3 separate regions of the Homo sapiens genome follow, and regions 2 and 3 are each linked to region 1. Evidence: chromatin contacts called from ENCODE Hi-C or POLR2A ChIA-PET data. All regions are on one chromosome and are shown on one strand. The core of a region is the stretch at or near the end of the contact, and the rest is flanking DNA. Distances in the headings are between cores, read along the strand shown. Region 1 has its middle 110 kb from the start of DGKB. Region 2 overlaps DGKB (diacylglycerol kinase beta). Region 3 overlaps DGKB (diacylglycerol kinase beta).

Region 1 (4,173 bases), core at 1,310-3,809:
GAGGAGTTTATTAGGAGAATTGACTCACACAGTCACAAGGTGAAGTACCACAATAGGCTGTCTGGACACCGAGGAGCCAGGATGCCAGTCCGACTCCCAAAACCTCAAAAGTAGGGAAGCTGACAGTGAAGTCTTAAGTCTGTGGCCTAAAGCCCGAGAGCCCCTGGCAAATCACTGGTGTAAGTCCAAGAGTCCAAAAGTTGAAGAACTTGCAGTCTGATATTTGATGGCAGGAAGCATCTAACCTGGTAGAAGATGGAGGCCAGAAGACTCATCCAGTCTACTACTTCTATATTCTTATGCCTGCTTTTATTACAGCTGCACTAGCAGCTAATCAGATTGTGCCCGCCCAGATTGAGGGTGAGTCTGCCTTTCCCAGTCCACTGACTCAAATGTTATGTCCTTTGGCAATACCCTCAGACACACCCAGGAACAATACTTTGCATCCTTTCGTCCAATCAGGTTGATACTCAATATTAACCATCACAATAAGTATCCATTATGTGTTTGCAGACAAGAGGCAAATGCAAATTTAGAACTCATGAATCTGTCATTCCTGTTCTCCCACGGTACAATTAATTAACATTAACACAAATCAATTTGTATGACACCGGCTGTTATCCTCACTTACTAATACAGGATATTCATTCTCTGAAAAGTTATCTTCCATTATTTTTTGGAGGTCTTGAGGGATTTGCATGTGTGATCATGAGCCATTTTCATCAGCCATCATGAAGTCGGCTGTTTTGTCTCCTCCTCTTTGACCCATTGCTTTCTTAATATTTGTCACCAGCAGTCATGTGTAGATACCGTGCCACTGTCTTCCAAACTCTCAACAAGACAGACTTCCATTTGTTACCCTTTAATAACATCACCAATCTCTGCCAACCTCCATGCCACTGCTGCTCTGGAAGTGTTGGGTGAAACATTTTGTGTAGACTCACTCTGTTGAGTAACATACAGAAAAAGAGGGAGGGCTCCTTCCTTTCTCCTGAATTATACCTCATGAAATAATAACACCTTGTATTCCAGTGTTCTGAAGATTTTTTAGAGAAGAGTTTGATAATTTATTCATGTTATTTAAATTCATGGCTACCTTTTTTTAAATTGAGGCATAAATCCATGAGGCCCTGAATGAGATACAAGTCTAGAGACTGTTCCATGCTTTTCTCATAATTACTCTACCCTTCTGATAATTGAGGCTTAGACGTGGTTCAAAAACAGATCTCTCTCCAAGGAGAGTCTTTTTACATCCCTTAGACACATACATATCTAGAGAACAATTCTCAACTGTTTTCTGGACTTGGAACACAACTGAGGATTCCCACACCTCCAAATTTCAGTAAGGAAACAGACATGGCAGCCAGGCAGTTTCAGATCTGTGTTCAGGTCTAATGGGAAATGTTTTGCAATTCAAGCATGATGATCCACCTGGCATTGCTGTGTGTTGTGACACTGTACAAAGGCAAAACAATTAGTGTGGTTTTTGCATCACAGATGTGGCAAGGGGCCTAGGGTACAGATATAGCAAATCCATCAAAATCATCAGGGATCCCAGCCAAAACCTCTTTCTTTCTCCTTTTTCCCATACCACCACTGATGATTCCAAGGAATTTCATATGCATATAAATGGAGAAAACACTAGTGTGAGCCTAAGGACTAGGAATGATGAGGAGTCTGTATTTCTGCAGGAAACGTTCTTTCAATGTGCACAGTGACTAAACTTTTCCATTGAAAAAATTTTCCACCCGGATAAATCTGCCACACTTTATGAGCAAATGCAAAACAGGATGATAGACACTGAACAGCCTAGAGACAGCCTGACCTGCCTTTTATTGCCTTCAAGGAGCCAATTTGAGCTCTGAGCAATGAAATGAGTCAGTGCTTGAGAAATGTAGAAACACCAGGTGAAACTTCAGAAGAGGTTTTTTGTTAAAATGCAAAAGGTTTTTTTTTTTTTTTTTTTTTTTTTGGTAAAATCAAAGTCTTATTCTTAGGAAAATTAATAGATACAGAACCACCCTGAGAGCAATTGTTTAATTCAAGGAGAATAAAAATCGTTAAGGAAAGCATAGACTGAAGAAAGACTTTACCATTTCTTAGACTTTGTTTGTAAAGAGGAACCAAAGGGAAGAATGAATATAACTGGAAACAAAAAGCATTGCTGTGAACAACTTACTTTAGCACAGAATTTCTATGTATTACTTTTAAATACTTAAAATTATAGTAAGATTTAAGAAAGTATCCACATAGCAATTACAACTACATGCGTCGCAATGTCTTTGCTGATTTTTATCACATGCAACAGTGCTGTAAGCTAATACTTCATGTCAGTGATGAGAGATTATAAGACAGCATTATTTACAGTAGGTATCATTGTATTTATTCGGATGTGCACAGAAGCTGGGACTCTTGTTGTAATTAAATAGAACTCCCACTAGGGGGGGCAAGAAAATAAAGCTCAAGGCCCTGTGTACAGGCACCTTTCCAACCAAAGGTACGCTAGATACCAGACGAAACTGCTCAGTATTTATTTATTTATTTTTCTTCCTGGTGAATCATTTGCAGCCTGCTTTTCACTGTGGGAAGTTTCTTTCAGATTTATTTTCTCTGGTTTTTCAGCAGCTTTCTTTGGTTGTAAATCCATGCTGTGGTTGAACAGCAAAGCAATATTCCAGCAAGCTCCAACAGGGATATATTTTTCTACAGGATTTTTAAAACCTCGCACACTCAGTTTCAGCACAGCCTTCCCCGGTTCCTTGCCAAAGGTAGCACTCTGGTAACTGAGCCTGAAGCTGATAGAGGGATAAAATTAGATGAGGAGGGACACACTGCTAAGGGAAGCTTTTGGAACTGCTTATTGACTCAGAAAGATAAACCGGGGAAGCAGGCAGGTCAGCACAATAGAATGTAATTAACAAATGCAATTAGCATCAGCGCATAAATCCCTCCCCCTTGACATTCTCCTTTGTATTGCCAAGGCAACCCAGGCAGCCTCCTCCTTTCCCACCTCCTCCATTCCAGCAACTCCAGGCTCCCCGCCCTTCTCACTCACTGACTTTGCCCTTGGAGTTAATTTTAAGTAGGTCGCACCTGGATTAACATGTGTGTGGGTGGAGAATGGGGAAGATGGAGGAGTGAAGGAAAGGTGAGGAGAGGGTTGACCTAGGTTTTGCAGTTGCAATTTTTATTTTTTGCTGGTTTACACTGTTTTTGGAATATAACCCATGCCAGTTTGGGAATATTTTATTACTATTTGTGACCATCAGCTGGTTTGAAAAATGCCTATCTTGTCATCTATCCAGTTTGCAAATGGATAGATGTACACTGAGGCACTTCACTCTGTGCTCTAAGTGTACATATTCTACACTTTGGTGTGTCATTTCAGCTAGTTTTTTGTCAGAGAAACAATGTTTCAAGTTAATTTTCAGAGCCACTAGTAGCCAGAAAAGAAATGAAAAGCACTAATATATATATAATTTATTATATTAATATTTAATGTTGAATATATCTATATAATATGTATATTTGTATATGGGCAGTAGTAATATCTGAGTGAGAGGTGCTGTTGAAGGCAAAAGTGGGTACTTTAATTTTTATTTAAATAGTTTTGTTTTTTATCATTTTAAACAAACACATGATGCTTTTTAAAAACACAAAACTAATCCAAAAATTAAAATAAAATGCCTTTAAAAATAAAGATATTATGATCAGTTGGGAAAAAAAGTTATAGAATATGAATGAAGCAAATAACTCCAATAACTACAGAAACCTTTATTGAATGTTTTCTGAATGCCAGGAAGTATTTAAGCACTTATTTGAGTCGCAAAAAAAAAAAAAAAAAAAGGAAATAAGTATTTTTATCCCATTTGTTTTTCCAGAGAAGGGAGCTGAAAAACAGATAATTTGTCCAATATTTCTTAGCAGTATAAACCACCATGTCATAATGCCTCTCATATTAAAAATTATATTACAATTTGCTCATGACATTATATTAGTTGTATATTCCTTTAAGAGAGAAATTACAGAGGAAAGGTAGGCAGCTTGATAACATTAAACATAATAAACCCTCATGTCAATGTGACTTTGGTGTCCTGAATAATCTTATGGATTTTGGAGTCAGCTAGAAGTGAGCTCACATCCAGGCTTGACCCCTTAGGCTTGGTAGGCTGC
Region 2 (3,815 bases), core at 656-3,155, 180 kb after region 1:
ATGTGTGTTATATAGCATGCAAATTATTTTCGAAAAATACTATGTTATTATGGTGGGAACCTTTCCAAACTTTCATAAATTTCATACAGTTTATAGCAGCTGGCATTGTGAGGAGTTGCAAAATTACAGTGAATTTGTTCTTTTCAATAAGGACGAATGTGCATAATGTTTGGACCTGGTGTGCAGTTTCTTCCATTGCAGTGAGGCATGTGGTGTGACTTAGTGGAAAGAGCTTTGGTTTTGCAGGCAAATATTTGACGGTGTGGAATCCCAGCCCTGTTTTCTACTTATTAGTGGTATGGCCTTCGTAATGTAACATAAACTACCTGAGCCTCAGCTTTCTCACTTGAAAAAGTAGAATCCCACCTCAAAATCTTGTTGTAGGATTTAATGAGACTATAATCAGCGTCATACTAAATAATGGATTTTCAGTGCCTTACTGTAAATAGTATACAAGTGTTAACTCATTTAATCCTCGCAGTAAGCCTCAGAGGGAGACAAATTATTGCTGTTTATGGCAGAGTAGCTGGACCAGAACTGTGGCACAATAAGTGATAACAAAGGTCAAAACAGGAATAATTTGTTTATGTTTTTCATGAAGATTGATATGTTAATAAACAGGTTCTTAGTCATGTTTCCAAAATAGGAAAAGCTAGAATCCAGGATTCAGATAATACGATATCTCGGTCCTGAAAGGGGAGAGAGAGAGAGACTTGACCTCCTCACAGGTGTGTAGTCAATTTATTTTTAGGCAAATTTAGATCACACGCTAGCCCTCTTGCCCGTTTGTCATGCTGAGATTAGCTTTTACTTCTGTCCTGAGCCCTGTGTTAGATTGGCTCTATTTTGGGAAGCCCAGCCACTTATTGATAATTACCCTCTTTGTATGAGACAGAAGGATAAATGGCACAGGGCCATTTCGCAGTGTCTGAGAACACATAATTTGATGTCAGACAAAACTGGGTTTGAAGGCTAGTGCTGTGATGTATACTTCAGTTTCCTCATGGAGTTGCCTTGCTGATTAAATATGGAAATGTATGTGAAGTGCTTGGAATTTAATATATTACTGTTATAATTAGGATTGTGATAGTGGTGGCTGAGGCAGTTGAATATGAAATGTGGACTTTTAAAATATTTAAGCCTTTTCAGTTAAAACACTTATCTGAAATGTTTTGACTTACCAGAAATGTCTTGACTTTACCCTGACACTTGGTCTGAAACTTGAATCTGCAACTGTTTTAGGTAGTGCATGTCTCTCATTTCTGACTCTTTCTTCTGATTCACACTGATTAACTCAGCAGTTCCTGGCTCTGACCCAGATTATATTTCTAGAATATATGTTGGCTTCATATATTCTTTTGCCTCATCTCTGGCTCTGGTTCCTATTTGTTGTACTGCTTCAGACACAATTTCCTGTTGGTGGCTTCTCTGTGTCCATATGTCTTAAATCTTTCAATACCTAAGTTTTGCAATAGTAAAAGAAAAAAGTAACTATGAACGTCTAAACTCCCATAATTTTCGTACCCTAAAGATGCAAAACTTTGGGTAAGCTCTTTTCAGACTTGACCTCCCCCCAAAAAATCCATTTGAGTCCAATTTATGGTCAAGCAAACATTGATACTGAAGTAATGGCATCTGTGGAATGTTGGTCAAAGTGAGCCAAATCATGCCATGTCTGAAAAATGTACGAAGTCTTAGTGGGCTAACACAACAGAAGTTCATTTTTTGCTCATATTACATTTCCAATCTGAGTCAGCAAGTGGTTTCATCTCACATTGTCTACAGTGAAGTCCCAGTCAGATGGAGCAGCCATGAGCTTTAAAAATTGGCAGTTGCTGTGACAGAGAGAGAAAGAGAGAGAGAGAGAGCACTCGTGACTGTGTGCTGGCTCTGATACCTTCTCCCTGCAAGTGATACGCTAATATTTCTTTGGCCTAAGCAATTCACATGACCATATTTAACTTCAAGGGAGTAGCATTTCTTCCATCTGCCCAGTGCCAGGGGAGAACTGAGCTATTTGGTGAAAACTACTAATTTGGCCATTATCACAGGAGTAAAATAGAACCTACCATTTACCTTGGGACATTAGCCAAGTCATCACAATTTCTTTATACTTTCATTTCATCCCCTCAGTTTATACTGAAGATAATAATCCCTACCTATAAAATGATAGCTCTTATTTTTGTTAGTAATATTATTATAACAATTTATAACAAAAATTATCACTAAGGCTTATGTATCTTAAGTTGATACTTTATCCTTAACTCAGTGATGGTTTACAGGTTGTGATTCACTAGAATTTTCCAAGTTTCCTTAGTTACCACTTTCCACATTATTATAGGAAGTGCCACAGTAAATAATAAATAGAGTACACAAGCTAGAGGAACTTAACTGTATTCATTATTCAGCAGCCTGTTCGGAGAGACAGATCCAGTGGCAAATGATGACAAAGCAATGAAATGCATTCTCTGAATGTTACGTATGCAAGATTCTTGGAGAGATTTTAACTCTGCGCATATGGATAGAAGTTGAGAGTGGAATGGGGTTTTAATTTGAATAGAAAGTATTGAGTAGAGGTGGGGGAAGAAAAGAAACTCCAAGCAGTTATCAGAGCATGTGGAGAAGCAGGAATGACTGTTACATATCAGGGAAGAACTTGATGTGTGTGTTGGTGTATAGACATATTTGTGTATGAGCATGCATGTCATGCATGTGTGTACATGGGCATGAGTCTAAGCACTGAAGGTAAGGCTGAAGAATTTAGCAATAGTCACAAAAAGTGGGTCTTTAGATGCCATTGATAAAATATTATCCATCAACATTGCCTAACAATGAAATGAATACACTCCTGAGAAGAAGTCAAGCCCCTCTCCCCTTTCCTTGTGGAGATGTTAAAATCCAAATCCTGGAGTCTAGCTTTTCCTATTCCTGAAACATGATTAAGAACCTATTTATTAACAAATCAATCTTCATAAAAACACAAACATAAACATAAAAACAAACATAAATCTTCATAAAGACATAAACATAAATCAATATCTTCAATATTAATTTTGGAGGTAGTAAAATATCTGAAGATATTGAAGATTTTAATTCTGGAGATAGCAAAATTGTAAGATTTAAATTTCAGAAAGAAGTAAATAAATTGTATCTTTGATGAAAAGGAGACTAAAAACCTATTAGGAGATTATTTTACTAGGGCAGCCTATTGAATATGTGGGGTTCCATGAAGGTTAAGGCATTGTTAACAGAGAGATAAGCACATGTTACAGGGAGTATCTAGAGGCAGAATGAACCGAATTCAATCACCAACTGAATATGGAGACTAAGGAAGAAGGATGGGGCATTTCAGCTTTTAGAAGTAAGTCAGTGTGGCTCACCCAATCCAGGAAAGGAAAACAAAAAGAAATAATTTAGAGGGAAAGTAGAGTGGTTTGATTTTGGACATATTGAACCTTAAGTTCACAGGTTATCAGATTGAGATATAAATTCGATACTTGGAAATACATATCTGGAGCTCAAGAAAGAAATCAGAGCCAGACATATAGAATGGGTGTGCCTTTGCATTGTGAGTAGTTATCAAATCATGGGCATAGATGAGATGTTTTAGTGGAAGCAGATTGAGCAAGGAGAGAAGGATGGAGATGAAACTCTAGAAAGATTTATTTATAAGACAGTTGGAAGATGAGATCTCCATGAAAACAACTGAGAAATTGTAACCAGAAAGAAAGAAGAGAATAAGTGATTGAAAGTATTCCACAATCCAAAGAAGAAACATGTTTTCAAAAAATGAGATTGAACTTGAGATAATAACC
Region 3 (3,949 bases), core at 105-2,604, 250 kb after region 1:
TGAATAGTAAATATGGAAGATACAGAAAATAACTGTTGGAAGATAGATTTGGATCATATTTTGACACACCTATGGTGCCAAGAGGAGGAGTTTGTGCTTCAATCCAAAAGCAACAGGAAACAGTTGAAGGGTGATGATTTGTTTAAAGTCACATTTAGGATGAAATAAAGGAACAAGGATTTATTGGGCACCAGACACTTTGCTAGACACAGTATTGCCAGATCCCTATCATTATTCTAATTTTAAATATTAGAAAACTGAACCATAGAGAGGTTAAAAATATGCCCAGGGACATTCAGCCAAGCATTCTGGAGCCAAGATTCAAATCTAAATCTAGCTGGCTTTAAATCTCTCCGTTACTTCATGGGGCCTTTGAGATTAATCTGACAAGTATGTGTTGAGTTTTTTGGAATAAAGAGACAAAGAGGCAGGAAAATCACAAAGGAGACTCACTCAAGATGTAACAGATGCCTAAAGAGATGTGAGAGGAACTAAGTGTTTCATTTTTCATGTAGTACTTTTTATGATCTATTTGCATTTTCTAAACGTTACCAAATGCTATTAGTCATTTATTTATTTTCAATTCAGACTAATGTAAAGGGTCTTTAATTTTTCTTGAAAATCGTTAAAAATTCTGAACATTTTAAAAGTAAATAAAAATTTAACGTTGATCCCTAAAATGTAGTTCATTTAACTCTCATGGCATTGTTTATTACATGACTCAGCCGAAATGAGAAGATTGACAGGGTGTGTGCATTTTGGGGGGCCCCTGGAATTACTCAAGTACCAGAGCAGGTGATAGAAAGGTAAAGTATAGGAGAAAGTCAACTCATCTCCCCATAAACATTTTCTTTGTTCTTTCCCAGCTCATTCCAAGAATGTTTGCTTAATAAAACACCTCCCGCTTTCATGCTCAGTACCATTTTCAGCTCTAAGTTGATTCTGACAGTGATGAAAAAGACAGCCCATTGTCTCAGCTGTAGTTATTGGTATAGTATTAAATTACTTGCTGGGAAAATGGATATGTTAGTCAAAGGGCAGTAATTTGTATTCACTGTTGTTTTCCAAGTATCCTGCCCTGCCAGTCAAGCCAAGCATAGGAACCTCTGAAATTAGCCCCATGTTTCAGAATTTCCCCAAGTCATACCCCTCCTTTGCTTTCCAGGAGACCCAATCTTTTGTGCTGCGCATCTGTCCAGCTCCCTTATCCCAAGAACTAAACCTGCTGTTTTCAACCTGGCTGCTCAGCACTGGGCTGCCTAGCACTTCACTGGCCAATCTTCCAGGTTCTTTCTCCCATTACAGACATGTATTTACTAAACTGATCTCCAAGCTCACAGCTGCCTGCCTGGCTGGCTGCTTGCCTGGATTTCTCAGCATTGCTCAGCCTAGTATCTGTCACTGTGCTCTTTCCCGAAGCTCTATTATTAGCTGAATTATGACTGAGGCCACGTCTTACTATCTGTTCATCCAGGTATAACTTCCTCTGTTTATTTTGTCCTAGAAGGCAGGTCAGGCCTAGTTATAGATCCTTTCCCCTCTCCACTGCCCCAGTGTAGTTTTGGACAGAATGTAACTCAGAGTTGGCACAATAAAAAAGATAGGAATGTTTATGGTGATAGGCCATAGGAAGAAATTTGGACAAGCAGTTAACTTACAAATAAGATAAATGTGTGTTCCCCCCAAAAGAAGGTAAAACATAGCAGTAGGATTTTCACAACCTAGTGCAATTTGGGTGTCCAAGAAGACATGTAGATAATTCATGTAAAAACAATGCTGTTGAAAGGTTATGGATATCCTGAACTCTCTGGTGTTCCATGCGCAAATCCTTATCTTTAGAAGATTGACCGGTCAAATCAGGGCCTCAGCCTTAGAGAAACTGGGCCCAAGAAATGTTATTGAGACAGGAATACAAAAACAAGATAATGCTCCAGTTTCCAAACTAGATTGTAAAGTGGAGATCAGGTCATAGTTAAACTTCAAATATTAAGATATTAGAACTGGAACTTGAGAATTGGAGAGGCAGTGAGTTGAATTGATAGTGATTCATCTGAATATCAACTAGAGCACTTTAAATTGTCTCAGACCAAGTCATTGTTGAGCCCTAGTTCATGGAAAGGGCAGTCATATATCTAGAGGTTTTTGGCTGTTAATTTAGCTCATGATTTCTCTACTAAGAATATTCAGTATAAACTATGACCAGTACACTAATAAAATATTGTAGGAATAATTTTATGAGCTTTCCCCTTCTCTGAGTCATTTATAAATAATTACTGAATATGTTTTTTACTCTCATAGAAACCTGAAACGAAAAGGCCATCTAAGCAGTGTCTCTAAAGTTGTGGGGCAGGCCTATGTGGGAGAAACCAAAATTGTTTTCTCCGCCTTCCATTTTATCATTGGCCTAAGATATGGTTAAAATAAACATAGTCTCTCGAGATATGATATTCCAGAATGTATGCATCTGTGTATGTGTGTGTCTCTGTGGGTCTGCACAGTATGGGTTGCATCTACGATTATGGATAAAAAGAAGTAAAAGCAGTTCTGCTAACTTAGAATAGTGCCTTATTACCCACAAAGAAGAATTTGAGAATAAGGGGTCAGCTTCATGTCTCTTTTTGATATGCAGTTTGGTCTCTCTCTGCAGTGTAAGTGTCTAACAAAGTACATATAGAAGCAATTATTGTAATTTTTTGCCATTTAGGAATAGCTCTGATTAATTTAATCTCAATATTTATTGCAATGCTATTGTTTCAACTTTGTGATGAAGTTGAAAGTTGTGCTAAAATGAAAACACACATTTTCTGCCCGAGAACAACCTCCAATCTAGCAAGGGACATGACATAAAAAATTAACTCTGATCACAATATGGAAAATGCCAGCAAATTATACACCAAAAAGGAAATACATAGGAAGCTGTATAGGCATCAAGCAAATGTGCGTACACACACACCCCCCAGAGGATGTCCACAACAAAAAGACAAACCGTCCAATTAAAAAATGGTCAAAGAACTTGAATAGACATTTTGCCAAAGAATATACAAACGACCAATAGGCATATAAAAAGATGCTCAGCATTATTAGTCATTAGCGAATGACTAATCAGATGTGAGTCGAATCATTTCACATCCACTAGGATGGCTGTAACAAAAAAAGGGTTAGAAAATAACAAGTTTTGGCAAGGATATAGAGAGACTGGAATCCTTACACCTTACTGGTGGGAGTGTAAAATGGTGTAGCTGTTGTGAAAATCAATTTGGCAGTTCCTCAAAACACTAAACATAGAGTTACTGTATGATCTGGCAATTTTACTATCAGGTATATAGCCAAGAGAATTGAATTATATGTTTATACAAAAACGTGTACACTTGAATGTTCATAGCAGAATTCCTAACAGCCAAAACCTGGAAACAAGTTGAATGTACATCAGCTGATAAATAGATTTATTAAATGGAGTATATTCATTATAATGGAATATTATTCAGCTATAAAAAGGAGTGAAGTACTGATACATGTTATAACATGGAAAAACCTTGAAAACACTAAGCTAAGTGAAAGAAGCCAGACACAAAGGAAACATATTATATGATTCAATTTACATGAAATATCCAGAATAGGCAAATCCATAGACACAGAAAATAGGCTAATGATAGCCAGAGGTTAGAGGGGAGAAAATACAGGGAGTGACTGTTTAATGGGCATAAGGTTTCTTTACAGGGTGATGAAAATGTTATGGGATTAATCAGAGGTAATGATTGCACAACATCATGAATATGCTAAAAATTACTGAATTGTACACTTTGAAATTGTTAATGTCAATTTTATGTGACACGAATTTTATCTCACTTAAAAGTACTGTTTCACAGGCTGAGCACGGTGGCTCATGCCTGTAATCCCAGTTCTTTGGGTGGCTAAGGTGAGTGGATCACCTGAGGTCAGGGGTTCGACA

What was found. Hi-C counts contacts between places; a loop is a spot of excess contacts on that map. ChIA-PET counts read pairs that join two places held with the same protein, here RNA polymerase II (POLR2A). Pooled maps may share reads with other maps.
Region 2: a map of PC-3 shows a loop between it and region 1 (2.3-fold over the local background). The contact joins two enhancer-like sites. A Hi-C loop is called at or near these places in 9 of 168 maps with a recorded cell type or tissue (PC-3, Right ventricle myocardium inferior, Right ventricle myocardium superior and 6 more), 1 of 37 single-sample maps with no recorded cell type and 12 of 50 pooled maps. POLR2A ChIA-PET finds 5 or more read pairs at or near these places in 1 of 52 experiments (MCF 10A).
Region 3: a pooled map shows a loop between it and region 1 (3-fold over the local background). The contact joins two enhancer-like sites. A Hi-C loop is called at or near these places in 1 of 168 maps with a recorded cell type or tissue (PC-3) and 4 of 50 pooled maps. POLR2A ChIA-PET finds 5 or more read pairs at or near these places in 3 of 52 experiments (H1, OCI-LY7 and WTC11).

Annotation. Positions count from the first base shown.
Region 1 is chr7:15,014,542-15,018,714 of GRCh38, reverse strand. No RefSeq gene overlaps it. Among named protein-coding and RNA genes, the nearest start is that of DGKB, 110 kb to the right of the region's middle. Within about 2 kb of position 2,559, at least 5 of the 41 ENCODE cell types and tissues checked have a DNase peak (open chromatin) inside an H3K27ac peak, as active enhancers do; they include PC-3, where a contact is called at or near this core.
Region 2 is chr7:14,832,586-14,836,400 of GRCh38, reverse strand. The region is part of intron 2 of DGKB (diacylglycerol kinase beta); the gene reads left to right. Among named protein-coding and RNA genes, the nearest start is that of DGKB, 68 kb to the left of the region's middle. Within about 2 kb of position 1,905, at least 2 of the 41 ENCODE cell types and tissues checked have a DNase peak (open chromatin) inside an H3K27ac peak, as active enhancers do; they include PC-3, where a contact is called at or near this core.
Region 3 is chr7:14,759,141-14,763,089 of GRCh38, reverse strand. The region is part of intron 2 of DGKB (diacylglycerol kinase beta); the gene reads left to right. Among named protein-coding and RNA genes, the nearest start is that of DGKB, 140 kb to the left of the region's middle. Within about 2 kb of position 1,354, at least 10 of the 41 ENCODE cell types and tissues checked have a DNase peak (open chromatin) inside an H3K27ac peak, as active enhancers do; they include PC-3, where a contact is called at or near this core.